Linked DNA regions of Homo sapiens: all the other regions are linked to region 4. A link is a contact called in ENCODE Hi-C or POLR2A ChIA-PET data. All regions are on one chromosome and are shown on one strand. The core of a region is the stretch at or near the end of the contact, and the rest is flanking DNA. Distances in the headings are between cores, read along the strand shown. Region 1 has its middle 33 kb from the start of KDM7A-DT. Region 2 holds the start of MKRN1 (makorin ring finger protein 1). Region 3 holds the start of TPK1 (thiamin pyrophosphokinase 1). Region 4 has its middle 38 kb from the start of PRSS2.

Evidence for each region. A loop is a pair of places that touch in the nucleus more often than their neighbours do. ChIA-PET counts read pairs that join two places held with the same protein, here RNA polymerase II (POLR2A). Pooled maps may share reads with other maps.
Region 1: a loop to region 4 is called in a map with no recorded cell type, with 6 times the contacts of the local background. The contact joins two enhancer-like sites. A Hi-C loop is called at or near these places in 1 of 37 single-sample maps with no recorded cell type and 3 of 50 pooled maps. POLR2A ChIA-PET finds 5 or more read pairs at or near these places in 3 of 52 experiments (activated CD4-positive, alpha-beta T cell, activated naive CD4-positive, alpha-beta T cell and naive thymus-derived CD4-positive, alpha-beta T cell).
Region 2: a map with no recorded cell type shows a loop between it and region 4 (12-fold over the local background). The contact joins the promoter of MKRN1 here to the enhancer-like site in region 4. A Hi-C loop is called at or near these places in 2 of 37 single-sample maps with no recorded cell type and 9 of 50 pooled maps. POLR2A ChIA-PET finds 5 or more read pairs at or near these places in 1 of 52 experiments (naive thymus-derived CD8-positive, alpha-beta T cell).
Region 3: a map with no recorded cell type shows a loop between it and region 4 (20-fold over the local background). The contact joins the promoter of TPK1 here to the enhancer-like site in region 4. A Hi-C loop is called at or near these places in 7 of 37 single-sample maps with no recorded cell type and 12 of 50 pooled maps. POLR2A ChIA-PET finds 5 or more read pairs at or near these places in 3 of 52 experiments (CD4-positive, alpha-beta T cell, CD4-positive, alpha-beta memory T cell and activated B cell).

Annotation. Positions count from the first base shown.
Region 1 is chr7:140,208,926-140,211,625 of GRCh38, reverse strand. It overlaps the pseudogene RNU6-797P. Among named protein-coding and RNA genes, the nearest start is that of KDM7A-DT, 33 kb to the right of the region's middle. RefSeq lists enhancers at 1-838, 1,461-1,540. Within about 2 kb of position 1,250, at least 7 of the 41 ENCODE cell types and tissues checked have a DNase peak (open chromatin) inside an H3K27ac peak, as active enhancers do.
Region 2 is chr7:140,478,218-140,480,917 of GRCh38, reverse strand. It overlaps MKRN1 (makorin ring finger protein 1), which reads left to right and starts at 1,413. Exons shown (of 8, transcript NM_013446.4): 1 at 1,413-1,758. The coding sequence starts at 1,574. RefSeq lists enhancers at 66-976, 1,307-2,147 and silencers at 1,283-1,392, 1,683-1,822, 2,103-2,182.
Region 3 is chr7:144,834,803-144,837,525 of GRCh38, reverse strand. TPK1 (thiamin pyrophosphokinase 1) reads left to right here and starts at 1,473. Exons shown (of 9, transcript NM_022445.4): 1 at 1,473-1,559; 2 at 1,908-1,966. The coding sequence starts at 1,924. RefSeq lists an enhancer at 1,263-1,332 and a silencer at 1,633-1,732.
Region 4 is chr7:142,807,506-142,810,205 of GRCh38, reverse strand. It overlaps TRB. Among named protein-coding and RNA genes, the nearest start is that of PRSS2, 38 kb to the right of the region's middle. RefSeq lists a cis regulatory region at 605-1,496 and an enhancer at 618-1,817. Within about 2 kb of position 1,270, at least 10 of the 41 ENCODE cell types and tissues checked have a DNase peak (open chromatin) inside an H3K27ac peak, as active enhancers do; they include CD4-positive, alpha-beta T cell, where a contact is called at or near this core.

The sequences.
Region 1 (2,700 bases), core at 1-2,500, 2.6 Mb after region 4:
GCTCACTGCAACCTCTGCCCACTGGGTTCAAGCAATTCTCCTGCCTCAGCCTCCCTAGTAGCTGGGATCACAGGCATGTGCTACCGTGCCTGGCTAATTTTTATATTTTTAGTAGAAACAGGGTTTTGCCATGTTGGCCAGGATGGTCTTGAACTCTTGGCCTCAGGTGATCTGCTCACCTTGGCTTCCCAAAGTGCTGGGATTACAGGTGTGAGCCACTGCGCCCTGCCTATTTTATTTCTTTTTTAGACAGAGTCTCACTCTGTTGCCCAGGCTGGAGTGTGATGGTGCAATCACGGCTCACTGCAGCCTCGATCTCCTGGGCTCAAACGATTCTCCCACCTCAGTGTCCTGAGTAGCTGGGACTACCAGCATGTGCCACCATGCCCACCTAATTTTTGTATTTTTTGTAGAGTTAGGGTCTCACCATGTTACCCAGGCTGGTCTCAAACTCCTGGACTCAACCGATCCTCCTGCCTCGGTCCTCCCAAAGTGTTGGAATTTCACGCATGAGCCACCATGCTCAGTCAGATGTTTTAGAAAAAAGTCTTGCACTGTTTGGGGCATACCTATGGTAAATATTGTTTACGGATTAGCTGAAATTCAAATTGAACTGAGCATCTTTTCTTTTATGTGGCAACCACGCTGAGGGGGCTTCTCGAGGCAGCCTCGACCCATGCGCCTGGCTCGGGTGCAGGGTCTAGTGAGGCCCATTTCCTCATTATCATCTCTGCCTCCAGGCTTCTGTTCCTGCAGTTTCATGCCCCGCTACCCCATGCCCTCTCCTGGCCTCTGGAGCCTTTCCTCACTTCTGGCCTCCTTTTCGTGATCTTCGGCGGTCTTCATGGTGAGTTCTTCCCTGACGGACTGCGCCTTGAGACTGGCTCACGTAATTTAGTCCCTAATTATACAGGTCAGGTCCATTTGCTGTTTTTTTCAGGTGAGTTACTCTACTCTCCCTAACTAGGCTCTAGTGCCTTTCAGGCAGGGACTGTGTCCGCTGGGACCTGAGCGTGGATCGGTTTCAATAAATCCCTGCTGCTTGAATGGTTGTAGAAATGGAACCGTTCCTCTTCCAGGAACTGGCTAATGAGAGAGCCACTTTGGTTTTCTTCGTATGCTGTTGTGCTGCCGGAGTAAACCAGCAAAGGCTCGGCATCTGCAGGTCGCTTGCAGTCAGCCTCCTGTTGCCCAGCCCACAGCCTGTTTCACTTCTCTTTCTCACATAGCAGGGCGGCTTGGGCTGCAGCTTGTTTTTTCTCAGCCAAGAAAGTAGCACCCAGAGTGAAAGGGAGTGCACCTCGCTTCAACTACAGTAAGGAACTGACAACTGGCACAGAGACCCTTAGAATAGAACAGGAGGAGGGACAGTGACAGGCACCTTTGTCACACCTCATCTCAGGTGGCATTGCAGCTGTGCTGAGCAGCAGGGCCTGCCTGGCTCCTCTGCCTTGTCCCCTGGCCAGGTTGAGCCCTTGGATGGATACACTGACCTCTGATACTCTTTCCTTCCTGCTCTTGTCCTGTCCCTTGCCTTGGCCAGGCGAGGGCCCGTGCAGAGCCACAGCTCCAGGTTGCCTTCGCCCGCACCTGTGCCGCTTTGCTGAAGCCTAACGTCTCAAGCTAGTAAGACACTCTCTGAGACCCACTGTGCTAAAGGTTCTGGGTCAGCAGTTGGTGGGGATTCTGAGTGCTCCGTGGCCCTCAGCTCCTCATTTTCAGCAATCTAGAAAGACGAGGAATCCCAAGCCAGGATGACGCTCCTCTGCAGCCCCGTTTATTATGCCGGCATCCCTGTGCCAGCTAGGACGTTAGATATGGGCATTACAGGTGTAACTGGTAATCCTGTCTGGGGAGGCCCTGATTTTATCAAGAGCAAGTGCATTGTGGGGGATACATACAGTTGGAAGAGCAAGTCTTTCCCTCAACACCTTTATCATCTAACGTGAAACAAGTGCTTGCTTTGACAGCACATACACTAAAAAATTGGAATGATACAGAGAAGATTAGCATGGCCCCTGTGCAAGGATGACATGCAAATTCATGAAGCATTCCATTAAAAAATTAAAATAATGTGAAACAAAATGAAAACAGAACCACTGATCCTTTGTTATGTAAATAACCCATCCTTAGTACTGGGTTCTGTGGGTGCTCCTTCCCCCAGCTGCTGGAGACATGGGTGGCTGATGGCTGCTCTTAGTTGAGTCCCTTTCCAGGAATTGCCCTCCTTGTTCAAGGTCACCCCTTTCCCCCAGGGCAGCCCATGTTAAGGACTGGTCAATGCCCAGGTGTGGTCCCCTAGCTCCAATTCAGGGCAGCTCTGAAGGGCCATCCCAGCTCCAGAGCTCCCTGTGGGATCCTGGGATCGACTGAGGCTCCTCCCTCTGCCCCACCTGTTCCCTTCACTCCCCATCAGTGACAGATCCTGGGGCCATGCTCTGCATCCAGTCTCATCTCAGAATCTGTTTCCTCTGGGAACTCAAGAAATCTATTTGTCCCTAAATCTGGGGATGCTAGTGCAGAGGATCAATGCTTCTGGAAGTCCACGCAGTGTTCACATGGAGAAAGAAGTGAATCTGGCGGTAAAAGAGTCTGACTTCTTTTCCCACCCTCTCTGCACTGGCTCCCTGCTTCTGGAACCAGGGAGCCCACTCAGAGGGCCTGCAGCTTTGACCCCGCCTATCTGCTCATCCCCCTTCC
Region 2 (2,700 bases), core at 164-2,663, 2.3 Mb after region 4:
AATACATACAATTTTAAAGACGCATTAAAAAAAAAGCTAGGATATTCCAGACATATTTTGTTACTCATTATGTATTCACTGCAGTGTGAAAAGCACAATGCAAAGGGGTTTTTTTTTTTTTTTTTTTGCTTTTTGTTTTTTTTTTTTGAGATGGAGTCTAGCTTTGTCGCCCAGGCTGCAGTGCAGTGGCTAGAGTGCGGTGGCGCGATCTCGGCTCACTGCAAGCTTCGCCTCCCGGGTTCACTCCATTCTCCTGCCTCAGCCTCGGAGTAGCTGGGACTACAGGCGCCCGCCATCATGACCGGCTAATTTTTTTGTATTTTTTAGTAGAGACGGGGTTTCACCGTGTTAGCCAGGATGGTCTCAATCTCCTGACCTGGTGATCCGCCCCCCTCGGCCTCCCAAAGTGCTGGGATTACAGGCGTGAGCCACCGCGCCCGGCCAGTACAAAGGTTTTTAAACAGATTCTCATTTAACTTTCACAGCCATCTCTGAAGTAGGTACTATTATCTATTACTATTATTATTATTTTGAGACGGAATTTCATTCTGTCGCCCAAGCTGGAGTGCAGTGGCGCGATCTCGGCTCACTGCAACCTCCGCCTCCCGGGTTCAAGGAATTCTCCTGCCTCAGCCTCCTGAGTAACTGGGACTAGCCACTACACCCGGCTAATTTTTGTATTTTTAGTAAAGACGGGGTTTCACCACGTTGGCCAGGCTGATCTCGAACTCATGACCTCAGGTGATTCGCCTACCTCAGCCTCCCAAAGTGCTGGGATTACAGGCGTGAGCCACCGCGCCTGGCCTATTATTATTATTATTGTCGTTTTTACAGAGGAGAAAGCAGGAGCACCAAGAGGTAGGATAATTTGCTAGAAGACCCATGGCTTAGAAAGGGAAGCCTGGAGATAAGGGGACCAGCCCTCTAGAGCATTGCTCAGCCAAAATACTTGGCCAAGATCACATCTCTGATACCAGGAATGAGATAACCTTTATTAAGTGTTTACCATGTACCAGGCACTAAGCTCAGTGATTTCTAAGGACATCATATAATCCTCACAGCAACCATATGTGGGTCTGCTGTCATCCTTATTCGAGAGAGGCTGAAACGGAGGCTCAGATAGAACAAGTACCTAGCTCAAATATTACTAGAGAAATGGGAAAGTGCAGATTCAAACCCAGGTCTTCCGACTGCAAGTCCCTAGTCCCCAGCCCCAGCTCCACTATATCAGCCTCTGCTAGGAAGAAAGCCGCTAACTATGGACTTTCGTCGCCGGGGTTTCGAGCCTAGGACACACCTGTACAGACCCCCGTTTGCCCCGCCCCTTTCCGGAGGAGACGTCCCCTCCACCAATGAGCGGCGCCGTGGGCGGGCCGCGGGCGCGCATGCTCTGGGCCCGCAGTTGAAGTGGCGAGAGCGCTCAGATACGCGACGCGTAGCAGGCGGGGACCGAACGGGTGCCTCAGTGTCCTTCCCCTCCCCTCGCCTGGCCTCGCCGTCCTCTCCCCGCAGCCGGACCGGAACTATGTGATCCCGGAAGTTCCGGGGCCTTTGCTGTGTGGGATAAACAGTAATGGCGGAGGCTGCAACTCCCGGAACAACAGCCACAACATCAGGAGCAGGAGCGGCAGCGGCGACGGCGGCAGCAGCCTCCCCCACCCCGATCCCCACAGTCACCGCCCCGTCCCTGGGGGCGGGCGGAGGGGGCGGCGGCAGCGACGGCAGCGGCGGCGGCTGGACTAAACAGGTCACCTGCAGGTAGGACGTTGCGCGGCGGAGCGCCGGGCGCGGGGAGGGGGCCGCGGGCCAAGCCTGCGGCGCGGGAGGGAGGAGGGCGGCCGGCCTGCGGCTAGAGGCGCGGGAGGGCGGGGACCGGCGTTGTCTCGATCTCTGCAGCCCTCGCGGCCCCCGCTGCCGCCGCGTTCCCCCAGTCACTGCGTCAACCCCCGCTGGGCCGCGGAGCCCTCAGCGCTGTCCGCGGAGGCCTGGCGGTGCGCGATTACTGCGGAGCCGCGGGGCTGCACCGCCGCTTACACTTCCCTGAGCGCTGCCTGAGCTGGCTGCGAGCGCATCGGGGAGAGGTGGGCTGGCTCCTCCCCTGCCGCTGGAAGGATGCCCCCGCCGCTGCCTCCGGCTCCCGGGGCTCGGGAGGTGGTCACTTGAGGCCGGTCTCCCAGCGATCCTCTCCGGGCCTAGACACCCCGCCGAGGGCCCCAGCGAGCTTGCCTGGCTCCCGGCCCTCTCCTCTCTCCGTGCCATCCGTTTGTAACGTCTTTTCACGTCCCTCCGTCCCTCCGCCCCCCATCCTCCGCCCAACTGTGAGAAGAAGCTTTTGTATTTCTTCTTTGTATGTTTGTCGAGGTTGGCGGTGCTGAGCTTTGTCTTAGAAGCAGGCGTTCGGGGGCCGGGGTCGTCTTCTCCACCCGCGGTTTTTTTGAGCTGCAGATTATTACCCTCCCCCAGCGCTATGTTCCTCTTTTGAAATTTACGCATCTTCCGAAGGGAGTGAAAGGGCTCTTCGCTCCCGGAAGAGAGAGAGGTTTGGTTTTGGTTTGATATGCGAGACGAAAATATTAGAAAAATTAAGGGATGGCGGTTGTATGGATGTGTATGGTTGTAAAAAACTACCTAGCTCTACGCAGAAGAGGGCATTTAATTGTACGTTTTTTATTTTCCGGTTTTTAAATAGTGATCAGTAGC
Region 3 (2,723 bases), core at 224-2,723, 2.0 Mb before region 4:
GCAGAATAGGGTCTGGAGGCAGGGAATGTTAAGGCCGATTCATGCTGACTTCCTGGAACTAAATCAAATTGCAGTACTTCAGCAATGACAGGAAACATCCTCTCCATTTACACAGGGCTTATATCCAGTAAATGACTTTAAAATTTACTTCATCCTCTTCATTTACATAGGGCATAAGCCAAGTAACCAATGGAAACCTCTAGCTGGCATTTAAACCCCAGAACATTCTCTAACGGCACTCTTGAGCCCCTATCCTCGGGCGCTCCCAACCTATGGGGTGTACTTTCATCTTCAATAAATCTCTGTTTTTGCTTCATTCTTTCCTTGCTTTGTGCGTTTTGTCCAATTCTTTGTTCAAGACGCCAAGAACCTGGACACATCAACTGGTAACAGCTCTTCATAGGATAAACACATGGCAACCACTTGTCTATTACATGTGCAGATAGTTTCCTTGTACCCCAATTGTCTTTTAGGTTCATTAAGGTCATATTTAAACATGGACTTTTGAAATTTGTTGTAGCTAAACCCGTATATAAGCATTTAGGCTTCCTCCTTCTTTGGGTCTTTTCTTGTGGACTCCCATGCACATAGCTGTAAGCTTTTCCCCTGTTAAACTGTCTTAAGTCAATTTAACCTCTTAGGCCCAGGTGGAAACCTTAAGAGGGTAGAGGGAGATTAGGTTCGCTCACTATTGGAAAAGCCTGTATTGCAACAGTGACGCTCTGCAGCTGCAGATAGGTGGCTTAAAGTTTCTTCCAACAAAAACATTCTGTTTCCACAAAGCAAAGTAAGGAAAGCTCTTAACGGAGTGTTCCCTAAAGAAAGCTTTTTTTTTTTCTTTGAGATGGAGTCTCGCTTTGTCGCCCAGACTGGAGTGCACTGGTGTGATCTTGGCTCACTGCAACCTCCGGCCTCCCGGGTTCAAGCGATTCTCCTGCCTCGGCCTCCCGAGTAGCTGGGCCTACAGGCGCGCGCCACCATGCCCGGCTAATTTTTTGTATTTTTAGTAGAGACGAGGTTTCACCATGCTGGCCAGGCTGGTCTCGAACTTCTGACCTCATGATCCGTCCGCCTCGGCCTCCCAAACTGCTGGGATTACAGGCGTGAGTCACCGCACCCGGCCAGGAAGGAAAGCTTTTAACCCGACGGCTCAGGGAGGACACCGGTAGCAGGACTAGAAGCAGCACAGTGGAAAGTAAGTTTGGCTTGGAAGCTAGGTCAAGCATGGGTGATAGGGAATTCGCCACTTAGTTTGAAGCAAATGGCCTCCTTGTTAAAGCTGAGTGCAGAGGGCCCGGCAGCAGTACTACAGCTAGCAGAACCAGCCCAGAAAACGAAGCCTTGGAGACTTGAGGTGGGTAGTGCCGGACGCAGAGCACAGGGCGCGGCTCCCACTTGCCTCCGGCTCCCGGAAGCGGGCGGGGCCACCTCGCGTCCCGGGGGCTAAAACCTGCGAGCGAGGACCGCGCGCCAAGGCTCCTCAGCCGAGCGCCGAGCGGTCGATCGCCGTAGCTCCCGCAGCCTGCGATCTCCAGTCTGTGGCTCCTACCAGCCATTGTGTAAGTGCGACTGCTGCCGGGCGCGCGGGCCGCGGAAGGGGGCGGCCGCCTCTCGCTCCCCAGGTTCCCGGATGGTGATGGGTTCGCGGAGAGAGGCGGCAGGGGCAACCCCTCGGACCTCATAGCGGCCCGCGCGGCCGGTCTCCGGGGGCCCCCGCCCGCGGCGGTGCTGTAGGCGAGCCGTGGCGGGTCCCCAGCGCCGGGTGCTGCGCCGCAGCTCAGCTGGCTCCTGGGTCCCGGAGCGCGCCGCTGCCGAGTGCCAGGTTCAGGCGGCTCCCGTGCTGTTGGTTCTGCGCGATGTTTAATTAAAACTGAGAGTCTAACTTCACTTTTTTTTTTTTAATGCAGAGGCCAATAATCCGTTATGGAGCATGCCTTTACCCCGTTGGAGCCCCTGCTTTCCACTGGTACTGTATTTCTTTCCACGGTTTAGTGTCACTGACGTGCCCCTCCCCAGCGACGGGAACAGGTCGAAAGGACGGGGCTCTAGAGCCAGCGTGACTTCCAGCCTGGGTTCTGTCCCTGATTTCCTAGCTCTGTACCGCTAAGCATATCAGCCTCTCGCCGGTCTCATTTTCCTCATCTGAAAAATGAGCTTACGTATCAGTCCTTGCTGTGAGGACGAAATGACAAGATACAGTGTGTGTAGTCCGTGTGGAGCCCAGTAAGCGCTTCCCGGCTGTTGCGCCTCCACCAACAGCGCGAACAAATCTGGAACATAGCGGAACATTAGACATTGCAGGCATTAAGGACGGTCATCGTTGCCTGACCGTGATGCATTTTTAATCCATTGAAAGTGCCCCGAGCTTATCTAATAAAAGATTGGCAAATGATTATATCAAGTGTTTTAAATCTATATAACACTCAGGATATTTTATTCTTCTAAGATTTGAAATTACTGTGTAACCGAGTTCAGGCTGGGCTGCTCGCTGCTTGCAGAGCCAATCAACAAGGACGAAGGGCCCGGAAAGGAAAGTGACTACTTTCCAAAGCTAGCAATGGGGAAGTAGTCCAAGCTTCTGCCTTAACGAAACCATTTCAAATTTGGACAAAATGTAAGAGCTTATAAAGGGGCGCTTGGTATTGGGGCTCGGGGGCCCCAGTCTACGTGACTTGCTCAGATATTTATCTTGGGTTTTTGCCTCATCTGGTGAATGGGCTGGC
Region 4 (2,700 bases), core at 21-2,520:
CATTATAATTCCAGGGGACAAAGGAAAGCAGTTTAGGATGACCGATCCTGTTCAGACATGCTGTCTCTTGCCAATAATTCATCAAACTCACTTGCCCCTTTAATCAGATGAGGCTGTCTCTTTTCTAGGAGAGCTTCCAGGATTTGCATCTGATTTTGCAGATGTGCAGGATGACTATTTCCATATATCTCCTTCCCTGGCCAGTTGCACATGGAAGATTCAGGGCCACATGCTGGTGGCCAGAGGCACTCTCCCCAAGATGCTTCTCATAGATCTCAGCCACCCATGGGACTTATAAGGAGATACCCTTGTGCCTCTAAATAGATCTCAGCCACCCATGGGACTTATAGGGAGTCACCCTGGGGCCTCTGGACAGCTTGAGTAAGATGAAGAATGCCCGGGGTTGGGAAGCTGGTAATACTAAAATTAGGCGACTTCTTATTTTTGCCCAGGATTCAGTGGTTTGGGATAAGAATGCTACAATCCCTTGAGCTCCTGCAGAGCAGGCTTGACCTATTATATACCTGGTAATTTCCCACTACTTACTTTGGGGGTTTCTGCCTCTCTAGTTTTTCATTCTGTCTTGCATTATGTTCTTCTAAGATGTGTTAGAAAATATTCATCACACAGACCTTACAGGCTTTAGCAACTACAGGAAAAAACTACGAGGAGCCAGTCAATGCAGTGCACAAACACTGGCTCAGACATCCAGGGACTGTCCGTTTTGCAGTCTGTTGGTTATCTAGGGCTACCTCTCCTGTGACTCATCAGCACCTCTCATTACATGAGTGGAAGGAAGTGGGAGGATACATGTGGAGGGAGGTGGAAGGGAGTTTGGGGGGCAGGTGGGAAGAGAGAGTTGCCTGAGTGATGTGGGACCAGAAGGGATCCCAACTGGGTCAGAGCAGTTATTGCAGCTGTTTTTCATTCTCCACTATCTTCATGGTGCCCACTGTGGCCTTTGATCTTGTGCATAACCTCCAGCAGGTGTAAAGATGTGTTGGGGGAGGGGAGGCCTGCACATGGATCTGGGATACCTAGATTCCCCTCTAGAGACCCTGCCCCTCCCCTCTGAAGTTCTATTTCTACTGCCAGGATGCTAACCAGGGGCCCAGGTAGAAAGAGCAGCATAGGAGGGGGTTGGGTGCCGGATGCGGTGAGTGTGGTTCTCATGATGCTCTGAAGGTGGGTGGGTGGAGGGAGCAACTTTCACAGGCACCCCAGATGCAGGACCCAGTAAATGTCAAACCACATCCTGTTGTGACTGTAAGAGATGGAGCTAGGGCAGGTGGCTGCTGTGGCTTGGTGCTGATGTGACTCAGAGATAAACAGCCCGGCAGCCAGCACTGGGCTCAGAACCCCCATTCCTACCCCAGTTGTCAGCTATTACCTAAAAGACCCCGATTTACATCTCATTACTTCCCACCTTTTGATTCAGGGCCACTCTCCTTTTTAACACAATTTTCTTGTCATTCATGGCCCTAGACCTTTTTGATGGAGGAGGGCCAGGGAACAGGTGTCAGGGCTCCAGTTGACTCTTGCTAACTGTGGGACTCCAGTGCCAGTGCTGTCCTCTTCCACCATCAGACTGTCTGAGACTATGTCACAGATATGTATGATTTGAGGCCAGGAAGAGCTTAGCTTCTCTGAGTTCCCATTCTCTTGGTACTTCAGAGACTGCAGGCTTTGAATCAGAGAATCTGAAGAGCAGAGTTTGAAGATTCTTAGAGATCACTTTACCCAATGTCCTCATATCACAGAGGAGGACATATAAGCCCAGAGAATAAAAATGAGTTGTTCAGAGCCATGCAGCTGGGGCCAGAGGAGGACCAGAAGCTAATTCTCTGTGTTTTAGCAGCTCCTGGACTTCAGACAAGGCTTGGGGAATGTGGGGTCTCTGTTGAGCTGTGATCTTGCTATGAATTTCATGAATCACTCTTATAGTAATGAATCAGGCAAGATGATCATATCTGAGATGGCATGAGGATAGAAGGATAAATATAATGAATCACAAAATTAGAATCCTGCAGAATCTTAATAGGTTGGAGAGATAAGCTGAATAAACATGATAAACATTCTCTCTCTCCCTCCTCCCCCACCAAACAGAGAAAACCATCTATATGAACACAGGAAGGGGAATATGTGAAAGAAGGATATGTGAAAAAACACCCAGGGGGTGAGTCAAAGTGAGCTCTGTGAGTCAACGGGATGGTGAGCGTACAAAAAGTAGATAAATTGTCCTAATGGAACCAACTAACGTATAAGATGTTGAGAAAGAGGAGGCAAAGTTCCCCCTTTACTCTTTGTAGGTCAGAACCCACCTGGTGCTGGGTCAGGTCCTGTACAACACATTTTTTAAAAGATAGAGGGATAAAAACAAACTTTAATGTTTTCAGAAGGGAGTGATTGGGCTATGGAAAGTAGGACGTGCTCAAAACTGTGCCCTATAATAACAAAATTGAGAAAACTGAAAATGTTTTGCCTGAAAAAAATCTTCAGGTTGGTAGTAGTTATAATAACACCTAATACTTACTGATATTGTTCTAAAAGCTTTACATGTTGTGTGGGTTAAATGAGATAAAACGATCTTATGAAGTTGGGCTTGTAATTGAGCTCATTTTACAGCAAGGAAAACTGAGTCTCAGAGGTGATCACTTGCCCAGGGTCACATAGTTGATAAATGACAGAACTAAGGCTTAA